Linked DNA regions of Mus musculus: region 2 is linked to region 1. A link is a loop called in an ENCODE intact Hi-C map of the cell type or tissue named here. Cell type or tissue: left cerebral cortex. All regions are shown on one strand. Links, peaks and the distances in the headings refer to the core of each region. The heading gives the core; the rest is flanking DNA. Region 1 overlaps 2310016D23Rik (a long non-coding RNA gene). Region 2 has its middle 18 kb from the start of Gm38137.

Region 1 (2,921 bases), core at 322-2,821:
GAATGGCCCTTTCATGATTGGAGAGAGATAAATATGATGGAATTTTGTCTCCAAACATAGGAGCTATAGGTGATTTTAATTCTATTTATATAAAATATTCAATGGTACAAGCCTACCAGAAAGTAGAACTTTCAATACTTTTAACTGCAACTTCTCTGAGTACATGGTTGGTGCTATATACTACATCTGGGCATTTTATTAGAAGTTCCTGCACTGAACCCCAGCCCATCAATGTGGCAAACAGTGTTTTCTCTCTCTCTCTCTCCATTTTTTGCCATATGAGGACATACCAAGGTGTCCAGAGAGTGAGCCCTTACCAGACAGGTATCTTGGACTCTCCAGCTTTCATGAGAGTGAGAAATAGATGTCGATTCATGGTAATTTGTCTTGGCAGGGCGAACCAAAAATAGGTAGAAGCCCAGCTAAATGCCATTAAAGCAATTAGATGTAACTTAGACAGATGTGGGTTGCACTAAAGGGGGTAAATGAAAGACTAAGAGGCTCCAGAACAAACTGCAAATTTGCCAGAAAATGAAGTGACCTCAATGTTAGTTTCACCCCTAGCTGTTTGATATGAAGTTACTAGTTATTGCAAAAAGAAGCAAATCGGGTGTTCTGTGTTTAAAACAAAACAAAGCAAAAAACTTAAATACCTTTTTTACTTAGAGTAAATGAGTTTTCCACAAAAGGAAAGCACGTGTGGAAAAAAATATATTATTAAAATGGCTTCAACAAGCACAGGGAATTAGAACCTCCAAAAATATGTTTGCATGGCATGGTATAGAAGATTAACCTTCAAATAACCTCATTTCTCTAGAAACTCTTTCTGGCCACCTGAGAGAAGATGAGATAAAGAACTATGTCACTATGTTATAGTCATAGATACAAAAAATATGTTTAAAGTCTTATTTTCAAATTCTTCTATCGACTTGTGGACTTTTTTTTTAGGTATATATCAGTTGTACAAAGGAGTTTCATAATGGCATTTCCATGCAGTGTGACATATTATTTATACTTGAATAAAAATAAAATTTATGGCATAAGTATATCTTAAACCTTTTAAGCATTTGTTAACTATGCAGAAAAGTACAAAGCAAATGTATATAGCTCAGAAAATCTGTAGTAACCAGCACCCAGTTCAAGAAGCAGAACACTGTACCTTCCATAACTCTATTGCTCCATTACCATTAACAGATGGCTGGATGTGCGTGATATTTATATTCACTTGTCATTTATAATTTGCCAGTATTTTTACTCTGCATGAACATTATATTGTTGATATACGATAATAGACATATTACTAGTTTGTTGTTTTATGTTTTTGTCTATTTAGTGGATCTCCATTGATCTTTCTTTATCTCAAGTATCACAAAGACTAGGACTGAGCCTGCCCATCGTCTCCCCTTGCTGACACCCTCTGCTCACAGCCTCCCTCACTCCTGTGCTTCGGCAGGTCTGTCATAAAGAAGCTGCACTGCCCATATGTTTCCCACCCACCACCTTGGTCTAAATTTGGTTCATACTGTTACTCTCTCACATAAACCTAACTCTTTTTTTTGTAACACCTACCATAGTCTATAATTGCATATATATTCATGAGTGTGTGCATGCCTGCTGATCATCTTCATCAACTTAAAAGCTCCATGAGGTGAAGAAATTTAAGTGTTCTCTTAGTATTTCCTAGCCAGCATGAAGCTCATCCAAGACAATCAGTGGGTGTTCAAGGGAAAAAGAAACGGAAAGAGGGATGAGAGGGGTAAAATAATAAACTTCACAGTGATGACTGACTCAGAGATCTATGCCTCCCTAGACTTGCTCCTCTGTAACACCCCATAAGGCATGTGTAGCTGTATTCCCACAAACATATTAATAACAAAATGAAGTGCATCATCCTTCCTCTGTCTGATACCAGCTTTCTCCTGTGCATCCTGACCTTGCAGGGTGAAACACCATCTACCGTCACAGCAGTCAGAACTCAGGAGTGACTTGTGTCCCTCTAACTTTGAGTGAGCCAGCCTTTCCCTCAACTGAGTACCTTCCCAATCAGCCAATCTCCAAACCAAATCCTTGCCTCATTTCTGCAGTGCCTGCCACAACTTCTTTCATGTGCTAGCAAAGAGTCCTTCCAACACTTTTGACCAGGTTCCTCTGGTGCTTAAAATCTTTCCAGAAGTGTGAGAGGTAGTAGACGCCTTCCATAGTAGAGAGTCAATCCATTTTGTCAAGTTTAACAAATCAAGAAATAGGAATATAAATATATTGAGAACTACAGGGGTAAATAGGAACTATTTTAAAAATGGTTAACTTGTAAATAATAGAATTGCAGACAGGGGACATGAAAAAGGAAGATATTTCGTTTTTATTTTTATAGCCTTGGGTACTGTTAGAACATTGATTATACTCTGTGGCATGTAGTTTTTCCTACCTTGCTTTAAGCTCCAGACAGACCACACTACCAGCCCCTACCCTGATTCCCTTGGATCCACAGATAAAACACACACACACACACACACACACACACACACACCAGTTAATCTTAAAAATGCCTTTGCTAACTCAATTACTGGACACTACTAAACCTCCTCTGCCACCCTAGGCATAATTGGATAGAGTGACTATTGGCTACTCCAACTGAAAATGCACATAGCTGGTTGGCTTTATCTCCTGTCACTACTGCCTCCTTCTCCCCTCTCACACCCCTCCTCCACCCCTCACCTCTCACCCCACCCCACTCCTGTCATCCCTATTCTCCCTGCATCTTCGTCCCAGGAAACTCTAAGTGTCCTGCCCTGTCCTCAGTCATTGGTTGCTGGTATCTTTATTGATCAATCAAGAACCAGTTGGGGAGTCTTCCATTAGCAGCCTTCAGAAGAAGATGTAGAACTCTCAGTTCTGCCTGCATCATGCCTGCCGAGATGCTG
Region 2 (2,921 bases), core at 276-2,775, 50 kb before region 1:
AAGGAAACCAATGTGTGGTATGAATATTGCTCCCACTTTCACATCTGCCCACGTGCTCCAGACAGGGATTGGATAAACTGGCTTCCAGCCCTGATCTCCTCCACCACCCCCATAGAGTGAGCATTTTTCACAGAAAATCTAGAGTTCTCTAGGATATAAAGTTAGGATTGGCTCCTGTTCCAGACACAAGGTCAAACAAGATTTCTGACGGGCTTGCTTCATGAGGTTCAATCACCCTTCACCCCTTTGGCATGATGCATATGCATGAGATCACTAGGAGACTGTTTATTTAGTATCTAAGCTCTTTACAATGTATTTCAAGATAAATATAATCACTGAAGAAGTTACACAGCTTGAAAATTCTGGCACTAATCTTACAGCAGTTCTTACAAAACAAGTTTGCAAATGATCCTTTCTAGGGGTGGGTGGAAGATTCAAGACAGGGTTTCTCTGTGTAGCCCTGGCTGTCCTGGAGCTTTTGTAGACCACGCTGGCCTTGAACTCAATGCGATCCCCCTGCTTCTGCCTCCCTGATGCTGGGATGAAAGGCTTGTGCAGTGATCTCTTGATGCTTCTGTTTCAGGTAACATATTCTCTATTCTTTATTCCTCTTTCTTGCCTCTTTTTTTTCTTGTAAAGTTCATAACCATCATCCAAACTTGTCTCTCTGAAATTTGAGACCCAAATCTGATCATAGGCATATTTTCTAGTAAGCAGACAGGCAGCAGGCAAACAGAGCAGACTACTGAGCCTCCCGAGCCCCTGCTCAGAGACAATTCCTTAAAGCCGCAATCCTCAAGCCAGGATGGAACTATTAGCTATGATTACACTCAAGCCATGACCATCCCTAACTGGTCTCCGATCCTGTATATCCTTCCCACTTCTCATTGCTGCAAACCCGAGTGATCCTTTAAAAAGCAATTCTGTCCTCCATGAACTTGGGTTGGAAATCTTGCAGCGTGTCCTGTTGTCGACAAGATGGTGTCCAAACTCCTTTTAGAAAGCACCTGAGGTTCTTCAGGTTCTGAATCCCACCTCCTGCTCTGACCTGATATCTCAGTGTCCACCCCGCTCCTCACCTTTGGATCCCTCTCTCTGTGAACTACAATTTCAACTGAGTAGTTTCACGATGTCAGATGACCACAGAACTCTTAAGTCAGTGACCTATATGTTTAAAACTATTTGAATGCTTACTACTGTGTGGCTCTGGTTGAAGAAGAAACAATTCTTGAGTCCTTAGGTTTCCATTTCCTGAGATCTCAAAGTAGTCTCTAATCCATCCTTGCCCGCTGGCTCCCACAGTGGCTGTGAGCCACCCACCACCCACACTCTGCTCTCTGAACAAGATGCTTTTTATGATCTAGAGCAGCACATTCAGGTTGCCAGAGCCACAAGCAGGAGAGTGCAAGGTATGGTCCTGAGTCATAGTCTCCCGTTCCCCTTGGAGCATCTGAGCTGTTCTAGCTCAATATCTTAAAATAAAATAAAATAAAATAAAATAAAACTAAGAACACAATCATGCAGGTGATGAGGTCCACACTGAAATCCCCCTCCCCCCCCCCCCCCCCCCCCCCCCCGTATCTCATAGACCTCAAGTAAGTCATTTGCCATGGTTTTCACAGTCTCATCAAAAACTAGTGAGCTGCTGAGTTTTCTAAGGCGAGTATGTTTCTCCAGCTGGGACACGCCCACAAGACAATTGCTTGGGTGGTGTTTGGCAGTGAAGGCGCCTAAGCCCACACCACATCATACTTTAACAGCAGTCAAGTAAGAAAATTTAGAGAAGCAGAGAGAGCTAGGGTTAGTATTTTAATGGCTTCTAAAGTCAGTATTACATTTACTAAGGCTCAGAATTTATCAAAGAAGATGATCCCCAAAGCACGGGCTCAACTATGCCCTGAGCACACAGGTCAGGTTGCTGTCTGTTTTCAGATGTGTTACAAAGAAACAAAACATATGCCAAGGATTTCTAATGGTTAGAGTTTAGAATTTTAATGCAAAATTTAGGGTTTTATTCTTTTAAATAATGATGAGGGGTTCCAGGTAAACTATAAACTACACCTCACTCGTTCATTGGCATTTCCTTTCTGCTTTCTTGGGTTGGAGGACAATGTTGTGGATTTGATTTAATGCTTGCCTTATGGGTTCCCAAATTACATGAGAATCCCGAGTGTTAGCTGCTAAGGGTCCTTGCCCCAACTGATTCTAATTTGTAAATAAAGTTGCTGGGCAGGGAGATAGAGATGAGACTAGATTTTCTGGACAAGGAAACTAGGAAAAGGATTTGGAATCATCATGCCAGGGTTTGAGAGCCATGGAAGAAGGGTGCCAGCCATGTAAGAGCTTCGGAAGACAGAGTGGATCTGGGTAGCAAAGATTGAATAATTTTAGTAAGCAATAATTCAGGAGTATCAGAGTGTAGGCCTTGGCTACTAGATGAAATTTGAGAGTGGCTCTGCCATTATATTGTTTAAGGCATGTTAAAATAGAAGACTCTGTCTGTCTGTCTGTCTGTCTTTCATTCAATAATCCAGAACATTTTGGCAGGTGGTGGGTTGGTGAGGAATGTTGCAGGGAGATTTGAATAGGGTTAAGTGAATAATGTAACAGGACAAAGCTAAAATCTCTAAGATTCCAAAGAGAAGGCCCAACCGATACCTTTTTTGGCCACCTACATGCTACTTAAACTATTTCTTTAGGACTAAATGTCTCACCCCCCTCCCTGCACACCACTTCAATTTCAGCCATGATGGGCAGTTTTATGGTAACTCAAACCCCTCTTCAGTATCTCACCTGAAGCATCTGCCAAGTGGATTGCTTCATTATTTCTAAATAAAAGCTTTATTGGGTAAACTACACATTCACAGATCTTACTGTTTAAAAGTACTTAACGGAGTGCTTTTACTGTACTTTCAGTATTG

What was found. A loop is a pair of places that touch in the nucleus more often than their neighbours do. Peaks named below come from ENCODE experiments on the same cell type or tissue, not always from the same donor. Only the 100,000 strongest peaks of a DNase experiment are listed, where the experiment ranks them.
Region 2: it touches region 1 in a loop (7-fold over the local background); 2 of 42 quality-filtered maps call a loop at or near these places.

Annotation. Positions count from the first base shown.
Region 1 is chr1:60,794,580-60,797,500 of GRCm38, reverse strand. The region is part of intron 1 of 2310016D23Rik (a long non-coding RNA gene); the gene reads right to left. Among named protein-coding and RNA genes, the nearest start is that of 2310016D23Rik, 18 kb to the right of the region's middle. In left cerebral cortex, for the core only: no CTCF peak of the experiment used is centred there; a DNase peak (open chromatin) is centred at 1,537; H3K27ac peaks cover 613 bases.
Region 2 is chr1:60,844,299-60,847,219 of GRCm38, reverse strand. No RefSeq gene overlaps it. Among named protein-coding and RNA genes, the nearest start is that of Gm38137, 18 kb to the left of the region's middle. In left cerebral cortex, for the core only: no CTCF peak of the experiment used is centred there; DNase peaks (open chromatin) are centred at 1,349 and 1,685; H3K27ac peaks cover 2,085 bases.